Linked DNA regions of Homo sapiens: regions 2 and 3 are each linked to region 1. A link is a contact called in ENCODE Hi-C or POLR2A ChIA-PET data. All regions are on one chromosome and are shown on one strand. The core of a region is the stretch at or near the end of the contact, and the rest is flanking DNA. Distances in the headings are between cores, read along the strand shown. Region 1 holds the start of ST8SIA1 (ST8 alpha-N-acetyl-neuraminide alpha-2,8-sialyltransferase 1). Region 2 has its middle 81 kb from the start of ST8SIA1. Region 3 has its middle 100 kb from the start of ST8SIA1.

The links. Hi-C counts contacts between places; a loop is a spot of excess contacts on that map. ChIA-PET counts read pairs that join two places held with the same protein, here RNA polymerase II (POLR2A). Pooled maps may share reads with other maps.
Region 2: a pooled map of heart left ventricle shows a loop between it and region 1 (2.2-fold over the local background). The contact joins the enhancer-like site here to the promoter of ST8SIA1 in region 1. A Hi-C loop is called at or near these places in 3 of 168 maps with a recorded cell type or tissue (CD4-positive, alpha-beta memory T cell and CD8-positive, alpha-beta T cell), 11 of 37 single-sample maps with no recorded cell type and 14 of 50 pooled maps. POLR2A ChIA-PET finds 5 or more read pairs at or near these places in 11 of 52 experiments (A673, CD4-positive, alpha-beta T cell, CD4-positive, alpha-beta memory T cell and 7 more).
Region 3: a map of Jurkat shows a loop between it and region 1 (3-fold over the local background). The contact joins the enhancer-like site here to the promoter of ST8SIA1 in region 1. A Hi-C loop is called at or near these places in 52 of 168 maps with a recorded cell type or tissue (CD4-positive, alpha-beta T cell, CD4-positive, alpha-beta memory T cell, CD8-positive, alpha-beta T cell and 33 more), 26 of 37 single-sample maps with no recorded cell type and 43 of 50 pooled maps. POLR2A ChIA-PET finds 5 or more read pairs at or near these places in 7 of 52 experiments (CD4-positive, alpha-beta T cell, CD4-positive, alpha-beta memory T cell, CD8-positive, alpha-beta memory T cell and 4 more).

The regions. Positions count from the first base shown.
Region 1 is chr12:22,333,038-22,337,478 of GRCh38, forward strand. ST8SIA1 (ST8 alpha-N-acetyl-neuraminide alpha-2,8-sialyltransferase 1) reads right to left here and starts at 1,670. Exons shown (of 5, transcript NM_003034.4): 1 at 960-1,670. The coding sequence starts at 1,195. LOC105369151 (a long non-coding RNA gene) reads right to left here and starts at 953. Exons shown (of 2, transcript XR_931426.3): 1 at 1-953.
Region 2 is chr12:22,413,136-22,417,440 of GRCh38, forward strand. No RefSeq gene overlaps it. Among named protein-coding and RNA genes, the nearest start is that of ST8SIA1, 81 kb to the left of the region's middle. Within about 2 kb of position 2,761, at least 4 of the 41 ENCODE cell types and tissues checked have a DNase peak (open chromatin) inside an H3K27ac peak, as active enhancers do.
Region 3 is chr12:22,435,801-22,439,963 of GRCh38, forward strand. No RefSeq gene overlaps it. Among named protein-coding and RNA genes, the nearest start is that of ST8SIA1, 100 kb to the left of the region's middle. RefSeq lists enhancers at 863-1,470, 1,471-2,078. Within about 2 kb of position 1,356, at least 4 of the 41 ENCODE cell types and tissues checked have a DNase peak (open chromatin) inside an H3K27ac peak, as active enhancers do; they include PC-3, PC-9 and mammary epithelial cell, where a contact is called at or near this core.

The sequences.
Region 1 (4,441 bases), core at 420-2,919:
AGAGGAAGGGGAAGCAGCTCTGCCTTCCCTCCAATCTAACTACACAACCCCTGCTGCCGTAACTTATTTTTAGACATTTAATCTAAAATTCCCAGAAAGGAAGCGGATCTACAACCTCTGAGTGATCCTCAGAGTTCTGATTTCCAACCTGGCTTGGGCATTTTGTTTGTTTTCTGACTTCAGGTGCCTACTTAAAGTACATCTCCCATCTTCCAGAGGCATCCACAGCCTAAGCCAATAAAAAGAGCTGGGAGCTTTGGAGCTTTAAGTGATGAAAAATCCAGCACCCACAGGTCAAAAGTAATGACCTTGGGGAAGTTACTCATCCTTCTAAAGAATCAATTTGTGGTCAACAAGATGAGATAATAATACTAGACAGCTGTTCGAGATTTCAACACAAAAATTGCACAGTATCGTCTCTTAGTAGACGTCAGTCAGTACTATGCACTTGCTGTGGGCACACTGCGCAAAGCTGCGGGATCCGTCCATGTTTCCACTGCCCATCACTCCGACGTTGGGGACTTATGTTACCGACTGTGCACTCCACCTCGGGGAGATGCCTTTTACCTGCTTCTTGTTCCCTACAGCTTCAAATGTCTGCAGAGCCCAAGAGGTAAATTCTTATTAAGTGCAAGAGACTAAGTTATCCTGGGTTCTCCTTCCCTCTGTTTTGTTTATCCGTAAATTGTTAAATAAAACTCCGCTTTGGGAAGAAATGCGTCGAGTCTTTACATGCGCAAAGCAGGTGTCTGCACATCTCTGGGGATCAGGGGTGGGGAAGGAACCCTGACTAAAGTCTCCAGGTTGGGAATGGCACAAATGGAGGGAAAGGACATGGAAGAGCGGATGAAAGGGATGCCTCTGCGAGACGGTGCAAGGCGGTCCTCGCCGGTGACCCTGTCCTCTGCACTCGGGGAGGAAAGGACGCTAGAGGGGAGGAGCCGCGAGGGCAGGAGTACCTGAACGCTCTGGCCGCGGTCTGGTTCCTCCTCCACGCCGTGCCCTGTTGCAGCACCCCCTGCACGATCTCTTTCTCGTTGGGCAGCCGGTAGACGGGGAAGATGTAGAGCCAACAGAGGACCACGACACAGAGGGCACTGGCTCCCATGGGCAGCCGGGTCCGCGGGAACTTCCACGCCAGTACAGCCATGGCCCCTCTGGACGTTTGTCGCCGGGCCCGCCCGCAGGGGCTCATCGCAGCCCCGGCGTCCCAGGGGCGGGGGCCGGGGCCTCAGCACAAAGCTAGGCGAAGTGGCAGCGGAGGGTCCCCCACCGCCAGCCCCCCATGCACACACACCTTTGGTTCTCTTACTTGCAAACGCACGCACGCTTCTTCGGCCCCGTCGGCCCCAAAGGTCAGCGCAAGGATTTTTTCAAATGCAACTTTTCCAAGGATTTCTTTCTAGGGGAAGTGGCTGGGGGTGAAGTCACGATCTATGGCCATGGTCGCTTCCCCTGCAGAAGGCGGGCGCTGGGGTCTCCGAGTGCGCAGAGAGCGGCGGCGGCGAGTCGCTCCCGCCGGTTCTGCAGCATCACGGTCGCCCTCGGCGAGGGTCCGGGAGAAGGCTCGGCTCCCTCCTAAACATGTGGCCCGTGGCGTCCCCTTGTCCCCTCCGAGCGATGCTCCTGCGCCCTTCGCCGCCTCCCGCGCTGCTGCGCCGCCAGGCAACCCCCCCCCCCCCACCCCGCCCCGAGACGCGCTCTCTGCGCCGCACCAAGTCCTTGGAAATTTCCACGGCGGCCCGGGACCGCTATCCTGCCCCGGGCTCCTCCGCCTCGCCCGCCGGGACCCTCGCTCCCCACCCCTCCCGGAGAAGAAAAGAACTCGCTCTCATCAGTTAATTCAGCGGCGCGCCGCAGCCTTCCGCTGCGCCCCGGACTTCGCAGACAAACGCCCGGGGATTGGTGGAAATCAAGGTCTCCCCCTCCCTCCCCCACCCGCAAAATTGCCTCCTTCGACCCGATCCGAGCCGCGACACTCGCCCAGAGCGCGCACCCCTCACTCGTGCCCTTGTTCTTTGGAGATAACGGCAGACAATAAAAACCAACAGCCCCCCGCCAATAGAAATATATCAGTCCCTGAGTGTGGCGGAGACTGGCTAATATCCTGATCCTTCGACAAGCGGCCGGTGTGCCCAGGCTGTCACCCTGCTGCCGTCACCCTAGTCTTTCTCTAGCTGGTTGGATATTAACCCGCAGCCAGGCGCGAGGAGGCTGGCGGAGATTTATTCCTTCCTGGGCCCCCACCCCCATTAGCCGGTCCCGGAGCCGCGGCCCGTGTGTGTGCGCGCGCGCCCGCACACACACACACACACACACACACACACACACACACACACACGTTCACGGGCGCAAGCGAGCGCGCGCACGAGGAGGTGCGTGCACTCCGGGGTCCTCCGCCTCGCCTCCTCCCTGAAAGGAAGTGCTGCATCCAGATGTGCAGGCAGCTGGTGCCCAAACACTAGACCTCAAGATGTCACATTGCCTTGGAGGCGCGCGGCCTTTTAGATTAAAGGACCGTTGGTTCTTAGACGTCCTTCTTGCCCTTCTTGCTTGTGATAAGCGATAAGCTTATCGCAACCCCGACCTTGGAAAAGCACCACCCGCCTTGACCCACCGAGCCGAGAGAGTCGCTGTTAGCCATTTCTGCTCGCCCCGGCGGCCGACGCATAGCTCGGGTACCTCCTAGCGGTCGCCTATTCTATTTGCTTAAGCATCTCGTCAAGCATAAAGTGTGCAAGGACAAAGAAGAAACCTGGTCAGCTTAGTCATCACGAAAACAAAATCTAAGGCTATAACTCCATTTGTTCAGCCGACCAGGCTGCGGTGTCTGGTACCTTTGTCTAGCATCCGTCTCCACTGAGAGGTGGAACTTGAGAAGTTGATGCAAAGTTATTTACCAAAAGCGAAGTAGCATCCCAGATGACCACTTTAGTGTCATTTTCTCAACAATACTGTGCTCTTAGTTGAGTGACCTACTGCCCTCCACCGGCAGGCATGCCCCAGAAATCTCTGTCCTACTTAGGTAAATCAGTAGAGACAGGGGAAACCTTGAAATCCCAGTCACATCTTACCACAGTGGAGGCTGATACAGATTCTTTAAAATGAAGATCATCTTAAGTCCTGCAAAGTAACCAGCCAACTCTCTTCTATCCTGGAAAAGGGGAAGGGAAGGGGGAGCTTTTCCTACTTGCCTGGGCTTTGGATAAATCATCTGCCATCTTTGATCTTATAATTTAAGTAAAACACAAACCATTCCCATTTTTCTTCCTCAAGTTCAAGGACTATTTGTAGAGTAAATAACAAAGAAATAAACTGACAAACAAAACTAGGGCATATTACAGTTATGAAGGGGCTATGTAAATGTTTCCCTATATAATATCATAAGAATGCATTAAAGTCATGCTTTACATCAAAAGATCTGTGTGACACAATGTGCTGTTTTTCTTTCTTCTGCAAACTAAGAATTCTCTTACCTTGGTGGGCTTCTGCCCACCCAACAATCCAAACTTATTCCCTGCTTTTTCTTAACATGAGCACCAAATCTAATCAGGTCATCGCTCTCACCCTTCCAAGTCACACTACATTGGTCCGTTCTCACATTACTATAAAGAATACCACTGAGACTGGGTAATTTGTAAAGGAAAGAGGTTTAATTGACTCACAGTTCCACATGGCTGAGGAGGCCTCAGGAAACTTACAATCCTGGTGGAAGGCAAAGTGGCATGTCTTACTTGGTGGCAGGCAAGAGGGAGAATGTGTGTGTAGGATGAACTGTCAAACACTTATAAAACCATCAGATCTCGTGAGAACTCGCTATCATGAGAACAGCCTGGGGGAAACAGCCCCCACGATCCAATCACCTCTCACCAGGTCCCACCCTGGACACAGGGGGGTTACGGAGATTACAATTCAAGATAAGATTTGGGTGGGGACACAGAGCCAAACTATATCACACACAGGTCTCAGTTCTGTCACAGTGTTGTGATCCGCTCATGTGATGTGTGTTTGTTTTTGTTTTCTTTTTCTCCCCATGTATAAATCCAGTGCATTATTCAAGACCAAGCCAAGTTATCTAGAAAGTTCTCATTCAATAATGTGTTCCCAGGACACCTAAAACACAGACTTTATGAGAACTCAATAAATATTTGTGGTATCTGCTTCTACTCTCTTTGACCTCCTGTTCTGATGTCATAGTATTTGCTGGCTCTGACTGATGATTAAACACTTAGTTGTGTTGTGTTGTCTTGTATTGCTAGTATTTTTCATATATAACTATGTCTCACCAACTAGGCAGGAAGGGGATTTAGTTTTATGTATCAAATGAAAAGCCTGTGCTTTTGATCAAATTAGGACTCCACAGGGCATGGCTAAGTGTCTAGGAGAAGAGCAAGAACAATATTTCACATTTTCTTCATGTTCCTCCAGGTATCAACTCAGG
Region 2 (4,305 bases), core at 1,511-4,010, 81 kb after region 1:
GTATGCATCTATATGGGTTATCTGGTGAATCATGGAATTGCCCCCCCAATTTTTTAGACATTGACTTGAGGCTTTATAAAGGAGGAATTCTGGTCAGGGGTGGTTGCTTACGCCTGTAATCCTAGCAATCTGGGAGGCCAAGGCAGTCGGATCACTTGAGGTCAGCAGTTTGAGACTAGCCTGGCCAACATGGTGAAACCCCGTCTCTACTAAAAATACAAAAATTAGCCAAGCATGATGACAGGCATCTGTAGTCCCAGCTACTCTGGAGGCAGAGGTGGGAGGCTTGTTCGAGCTTGGTAGGTGGAGGTTGCAGTGAGACGAGATCACGCCACTGCATTCCAGCCTGGGCTACAGAGCGAGAGTGCATCTCAAAAAATAAATAAATAAAAATAAAGGAGCAATTCTATGAATAGTCATTTAGAAAGTGGCCATTCAGCCACTTTTGGAGATATAGGACCCTGTGGCTGAGCACAGATAGATCCTAGTTGGCAAACAAGGTTTTTCAACATCTGCCCGTTGGGCCACCTGAGAGTCCACCATGGCTGCAACCAGAGGCCTGCTTTCTAATTGGAGCCTCTCACCTTGGCAAAGAGTCCAGAGGTTATCCTTTCCCCACATCCTGGGAACTGGGCCATATTGAGGCTAAGAATACCTTTCTTCCTATGTGTAAAGCCTCTCATTGTTTGTATCTCTCTCTAATGGCCGTGTTCTGTGCACTGTATACTAACCAGCTGCAGCCAGGGAGAGAGAAAGGGGTCAGCTAAGGGTGGCAAGAATCCTCACTCTTCAATCGTCACCTCATCAATTGTCTAATAGAACAGCTGGGTGGTATTCTTATTTGTTTGACCTGGAAATTTAAATCCTTGAAGACCAGATTGGACAGAATACTTTTAATAGTTCACTAAAATTATACATCCTTACATTTATGAACTCCAGCCATTTACGAAGCACGTTCTTTTTTTTTTTTTTTTTTTTTTTTTTAGCAAAAAGGGCTCTTAGAGGACTTCTAGGCCAACCTCTTAATTTTCTGAATGGGAAAAATATAGCTTAAGGAATAAACTGGCTTGCCCAAGGACACATAGATTTGACAAAAGTCATATATTCAAGTATTTGAAAATTATTTATTTATTGAGTACCTGTTTTAGTCCATTCTCACATTGCTGTAAAGAACTACCTGAGTCCAGGTGCAGTGGCTCACACCTGTAATCCCAGGACTTTGGGAGGCTAAGGAGGGTGGATTACCTGAGGTCAGGAGTTCGAGACCAGCCTGGCCAACATAGTGAAACCCCGTATCTACTAAAAATACAAAATTAGCCAGGCATGGTGGCAGGTGCCTGTAATCCCAGCTACGCAGGAGGCTGAGGCAGGAGAATAGCTTGAACCAGCAAGGCAGAGGTTGCAGTGAGCCGAGATCACACCACTGCACTCCAGCCTGGGTGACAAGGTAAAACTCCGTCTCAAAAAAAAAAAAAAAAAAAAAAAAGAAGTACCTGAAACTACCTGAGACTGGGTAATTTATAAAGAAAAGAGGTTTAATTGGTTCAGGGTTCCACAGGCTGTACAGAAAGCATGGCTGGGGGAGGCCTCAGGAAACTTACAATCATGACAGAAGGCAAAGGGGAAGCTGGCACATCCTACATGGGTAGAACAGGAGGAAGAGAGGGAAGGGGGAGGTGCTACCCACTTTCAAACAACCAGGTCTCCTGAGAACTTACTCACTATCATGAGAATAGCAAGGGGAAAGTCTACCTCCATGATTCAGTCACCTCCCACTAGGCCCCTCGTTGAACACGTGGGGATTACAACTGGACATGAGGTTTGAGTGGGGACACAGAGCTAAACCATATCAGTACCTATAACCCTTATTTTTTGAATTTTAAGATGTTCAGTTTTTCACATTTCCACATCTCAAATTAGGGTGAGTCTTACAGTTGCTGTCTGCCAGGCACTGATGGCCCATAAGCATCAAAACTTAAAAGAATGAATGTCACCATCTGGGAAGAAAATCTCAAAGACAATAATGGAGTAATATTTTCAGAAATTCAGCTTCACCAATACTCTTGATGCCACAAACAATTATATCATGTTGAAAATACCATATATTGGCAACTTTTCTTTGAAAATGCTGAAGAGGCTGGGCATAGTGTCTCACGCCTATAATCCCAGCACTTTGGTAAGCCGAGGTGAGCAGATCGCTTGAGCATAAGAGTTCAAGAACAGCCTGGGCAACATGGCCAAACCTCATCTCTAGAAAAATACAAAATTTAGCTGGGCGCAGGTGTTGTAGTATGCACCTGTAGTCCCAGCTACTCAGGAGGCTAAGGAGGAAGGATTGCTTGAGCCCAGGATAACAAGGCTGCAATGAGCTGTGATTGCAGTCTTACATCCCCAACATAATGATGCATCTCACCATTGATGTCACCTTAGATTCAATGAGACATGGTATATTCCTATGTAAAGTCCCTAAAGTTTAGATTCTAGGAAGATAATCAAAAGAAACAAACAAGAAAAATACCCAGTAATGAGCAATAAGGGCTATGTAGAGAATTAAAATCAGGGGATGTGAAAGAGAGTGACTGGGTGGCTACTTGCATTGTCAAGGTTCTCATCTTCTGGAAAAGGTGACTTTAAACTGAAGAAGTCATAATACCAGATGAGTGGAAGAGCCAGAACTACAAGAGTCTCCTGAATACCAGAATTCTTGCCAAGAAAACTTGGCGCCTGAGAGTACAATCATTGTGCCAAAGCCTATTTACAGTTTCTTATCTCACTCGTGGTATAATTCCCATTCCAAAATGAATGTGGGCTTTGAAGGAAACTACTCTTTCATCTGGTCATCTGAAGTGGAAATGTAACTGTCGTACATGGGTAGTATTTTAGGCAACAAAACACATCCAACTTCTGATCTGATAAATGACACAGGGAGAATGAATCAAAAATTCTTGTGAAATGCAAACAAAAAAACCCATAAATGCTTAATGTCAACTTTCTTACTCTTCAAAACTTTTGCCAAAGTTTTAGATGATTAGACAAAGCCAACACTGGAATTGAAGAATGTATCAACTTGGGGTTGGGCCAAGGGATAATTGACTCATTGGAATTCTTTTTCTGGTTGATTGCTGTTTAAATAGCAGGTATTTAAAACTAGAAAGTTTATGAAGGGATTAGTTAAAAGATTCTTGGCCAGTGACCCTAGTTTCAAAATATCAGGTTGTAATTCTAAAAAAGAAGCCTCCAGAAGGAATAATATTTAAAAGAGAAATGATATAATTTTAAAAGATTCTAAAACATTGGGAGCAAAGGATAATAAAATATCAAAACACCCTCCCCAACACATACACAGAAACAATGTAATGCAAACTCAAATAGGATGATCTTAAAATGGTAACAGCCCATTAGAGACAAACATTAAGAGAATTAACTGGTTTTTAGCTTAAACAGCTTTATGCTTAAAGTCTACCTTGAACCCTAAATAATAGCATTTCGATTTTTTAAAAAAAGAAAACTTTTATTTACATTATCACATGTTATAAATATTTACTGCACTCTTGTTACATACCAATCTCTGTGCTGGTAGTGGTCGAATTCTTCTTAATACACCAAGATCAACTGAGGCAATATGTAAAACCAACGGTGAACAGGTTATTAACTGTTGAATAACTAAAATCTGAAGGTAAAGTGGTGCCTGTGTCCATTGCAGTGTGTCTCTAATCAAGGAAAATGGTCTGTACTTGGAACCCATTAAGTGGAGATCCTTTATTTGTGCCTCTGGAACATGGTAAGAATAAATATGAAAGGCTTTTCTGAAAAATGCCCAAGGGGACAAACAGCAATCAATCTACTGAGCCCAGTCTCTCCTAATCTTCTTCCACTCATACAAATTGAGGTTTCAGCTGTTATTTCTCTCTCATTCTAACCACTTCAGTAAATGAGGTATTTGTGCCAATGTGTGGAGTAAAACCTCACAGACCACTAAGTATTTCTGATTCTATGCTGGAAGTAATAATGACTGAGTACTTTATTTCAAAGTGGAGAATTAGACACTGACCAATTTAAATTCTGAGGAAGTCCATCCAACATAACTGAGTATGAAGAGGTAAAAGTAGAAATATTTTTTTCCTCAATTTCAGACAGTGATAAGGAGATAGGAATGACATCTGTAAATAGACCAGTTCCTCTAAATAAGCCTAGAAAATGATCACCTAAGGCAGACAAGAATAACTAAATGAGGCTACTCTACTGTTAAAACATATGTGTGTGTGTGCTTATTTCTCATAGAATATGGAATAGTTACCTGCAGCC
Region 3 (4,163 bases), core at 106-2,605, 100 kb after region 1:
AATACCAAGCACTGGTGAGGATGCAACGCAAAAAGAACCCTCATACATTGTGAGTGGGAATGCAAAATGGTACAGCTACTTTGGAAAGCAGTTTGGCAATTTCATATCATTAAACATATACTTATCATTTGACACATATGATAAGCAATCCTTCCCTTAGGTATTGATCCAAAAGAAATGGAAACTTATGCTCACAAGAAGACCTGTACATGAAAGTTTGTAGGGTTTTATTAATAATCTCCAAATACTAGAAACAACCCAGTGGACACCAGTTGGTGAATGGATAAACATATTGTGTTGCATCCATATGATAGAACACTACTCAGAAATAAAGGGGGGAATGAAGTGTTAATACATGGAACAATACAGACGAATCTCAAATATATCATGCTAAGTGAGAGAAGCTGGACTCAAAAGGAAACATTCTGAATTATTCCATTTATATAACATTCTTGCAAAGGTAAACTTGGGAACAAAAAACAGATCAGCAGTTTCAGGGTTTGGGTGCTGGTAGAGGGGATTCATTACATAGGGGCAGGAAGAAACTTTTTCGGGTGATGGAAATGTTCTAGATCTTGTTTACAATGATGGTTACACAACTACAAGTGCTTTTCAAAATTTATGGAATTCCACACACAAAACAGGTAAAATTTTTCGCATATAACTAGACCTCAATATACTCCAATAAATTTTGACTTTGTGGCAAGGAAGAATTTGTTAAAACAGAAGCCAACAGTCATACAAAGTTAAATACTTAAAAGATTAATAAATTTTAGCCTGTAGGGATCATGGCAGATGGGAGGCTGGACTAGATTGCAGCTCCGGAGAGAGCAACATACAGATGCTTGCACTGTGAATTTTAGCTCCAGATTGGCTGTAAGAACAAACCAGCAATCCTGAGAGGAGCCACAGACCCTCTGAAGGAAGCGAACGGCTCCTGCGGGACCTGGGAGACACCCTAAATACTGTGAGTGCCCCAACTGTGGAAGTTGGAAAGGGAGACCCTCCTCTTCTGAACACACACCCCCACTGGAGAAGCTGAAGGTCTGTTTGTGGGAGAAGTTTCCAACTTTACCTGGAGCTGAGTCAAGTTAGAGAGCCGAGCCAAACAAAATACAGGGGTAGAGAAAGCAGCAGAAAGGCCCTGGGGGCTCAGTGGGTCCCCAAGCTGCCCATTCCTGCCTGGCACCGCAGGGATCCATCAGGAGGGTGGCCAGAAGAGCAGAGGGTAAAACTCCACAGGGAGAAGGAATTCCCTGGCTGAACTTTGTAACAATTTGAACGAGGTGAGAAACCTCCTAGTCAGAACTTGGGGGAGGGTACAAATCTGGCTTGCAGACTTCACAGGCAGGGGAAGAACTAAAGCTCTTTTCTTTCGCGGCTAGGAGACAGAAAGCCTCGGGCAAGTTTTCAAGCCTGTCTCGCCCTGCACCTGGAAACAGACTCGGACTGTTGTGGTAGGCACGGTGGGAGTGAGACTGGCCCTTTGGTTTGTGTGAGAGCTGGGTGAGGTCTGTGACTGCCGGCTTTCTCCCACTTCCCTGACAACCTGCATGACTCAACAGAAGCAGCCATAATCCTCCTAGGTACACAACTCCAGTGATCTGGGAATCTCACCCCATGCCCCACAGCAGCCACAGCAAGACCCGTCCAAGGAGAGTCTGAGCCCAGACACACCTAGCCCCACCCCCACCTGCTGGTCCTTCCCTACCCACCCTGGTAGTGGAAGACAAAGGGCATATAATTTTGGGAGTTCTTGGGCCCCACCCATCACTGGCCCCTCTCCACACTACTACAGTTGATGCTTTCTGGAAAGTGCCACCTCCTGGCAGGAGGCCAACCAGCACAAAAATAGAGCATTAAACCACCAAAGCTAAGGGCCCCCACAAAGTACATTGCACCCTCTGCCACCTCCACTGGAACAGGCACTGGTATCCATGGCTGAGAAACTCATAGATGGTTCGCATCACAGGACTCTGTGCAGACAACCCCTAGTACCAGCCCAGAGCTGGGTAGACTCTCTGAATGCCTAGACCCAGAAGAGAGACAACGATCACTGCAGTTCAGCTCACAGGGAGCCACAACCACAGGAAAAGTGGGAGAGTACTACACCAACAGAACACTCCATGGGACAAAAAAATCCAAACAACATCTTTCAGCCCTAGACTCTGACAGAACCTACTCAAATGAGAAGGAGCCAGAAAACCAACCCTGGTAATATGACAAAACAAGGCTCATCAATACCCCCTCAAAAATCACACTAGTTCACCAGCAATAGATCCAAACCAAGACGAAATCTCTTATTTATCTTGAAAAGAATTCAGGAGGTTAGTTATTGAGCTAATCAGGGAGGGGCCAGAGAAAGGCAAAGGCCAATGCAACGAAATCCAAAAAATGATACAAGAAGAGAAGGGAGAAATATCCAAGGAAATAGATAACTTAAACAAAAAATCAAAAATTCAGGAAACTTTGGATACACTTCAGGAATGCAAAATGCTCTGGAAAGTCTCAGCAATAGAACTGAACAAGTGGAAGAAAAAAATTCAGAGCTCGAAGACAAGGTCTTCAAATTAACCCACTTCTACAAAGACAAAGAAAAAAGAATTAGAAAATATGAACAAAGCCTCCAAGAAATCTGGGATTGTGTTAAATGACAAAACCTAAGAATAATCGGTGTTCCTGAGGAAGAAGACAATTCTAGAAGCTTGGAAAACAATATTTGGGGGAATAATCAAGGAAAACTTCCCCAGCCTTGCTAGAGACCTAGACATGCAAATACAAGAAGCACAAAGAACACCTGGGAAATTCACCGCAAAAAGATCTTCACCCAGGCACATTGTCCTCAGGTTATACAAAGTTAAGATGAAGGAAAGAATCTTAAGAGCTGTGAGACAGAAGCACCAGGTAACCTATGAAGGAAAACCCATCAGATTAACAGCAGATTTCTCAGCAGAAACCCTACAAGCTAGAAGGAATTGAGGCCCTATCTTCAGCCTACTCAAACGAAACAATTATCAGCCAAAAACTTTGTATCCAGTGAAACTAAGCATGATATGAAGGAAAGATACAGTCATTTTCAGATAAACAAATGCTGAGAGAATTTGCCATTACCAAGCAACCACTGTAAGAATTGCTAAAAGGAGCTCTAAATCCTGAAACAAATCCTAGAAACACATCAAAACAGGACCTCTTTAAAGCATAAGTCACACAGGACCTATAAAACAAAAATATAAGTTAAAAAAGCAAAAACAAAAAACAAAACAAAGTACATAGGCAACAAAGAGCATGATCAGTGCAATGGTACCTAACATTTCAATATTAACGTTGAATGTAAATGCCTAAGTGCCCCACTTAAAAAATAGAGAGCCACAGAATGGATAAGAGCTCACCAACCATCTGCTGCCTTCAAAAAACTCACCTAACAGATAAGGACTCACATAAACTTAAAATAAAGGGGTGGAAAAAGGCATTTCATGCAAATGGACACCAAAAGTGAGCAGTGGTAGCTATTCTTATATCAGATAAAACAAACTTTAAAGCAACAGCGGTTAAAAGAGACACAGAGAAACATTATATATTGATAAAAGGCCTTGTCCAACAGGAAAATATCACAATCCTAAACATATATGCATCGAACACCTGAGATCCCAAATTTATGAAACAATTACTAACAGACCTAAGAAATGAGATAGATAGCAATAAAATAATAGTGGGGGACTTCAATACTTCACTGGCAGCATTAGACAGGTCATCAAGTCAGAAAGTCAACAAAGAAACAATGGATTTAAACTATACCATGGAACAAATGGATTTAACAGAAATATACAGAACATTTCATCCAACAACCTCAGAACACACATTCTATTCAACAGCACATGGAACTTTCTCCAAGACAGACCCTATGATAGGCCATAAAATGAGCCTCAATAAATTTAAAAAAATTGAAATTATATCAAGCACTCTCTTAGACCACAGTGGAATAAAACTGGAAATCAACTCCAAAAGGAACCTTCAAAACCACGCAAATACATGGGAATTAAATAACCTGCTCCTGAATGAGCATTGGGTCAAAAACAAAATCAAGATTGAAATTAAAAAATTATTCAAACTGAATGACAAGAATGACACAACCTATCAAAAACCTCTGGGATACAGTTAAGGCA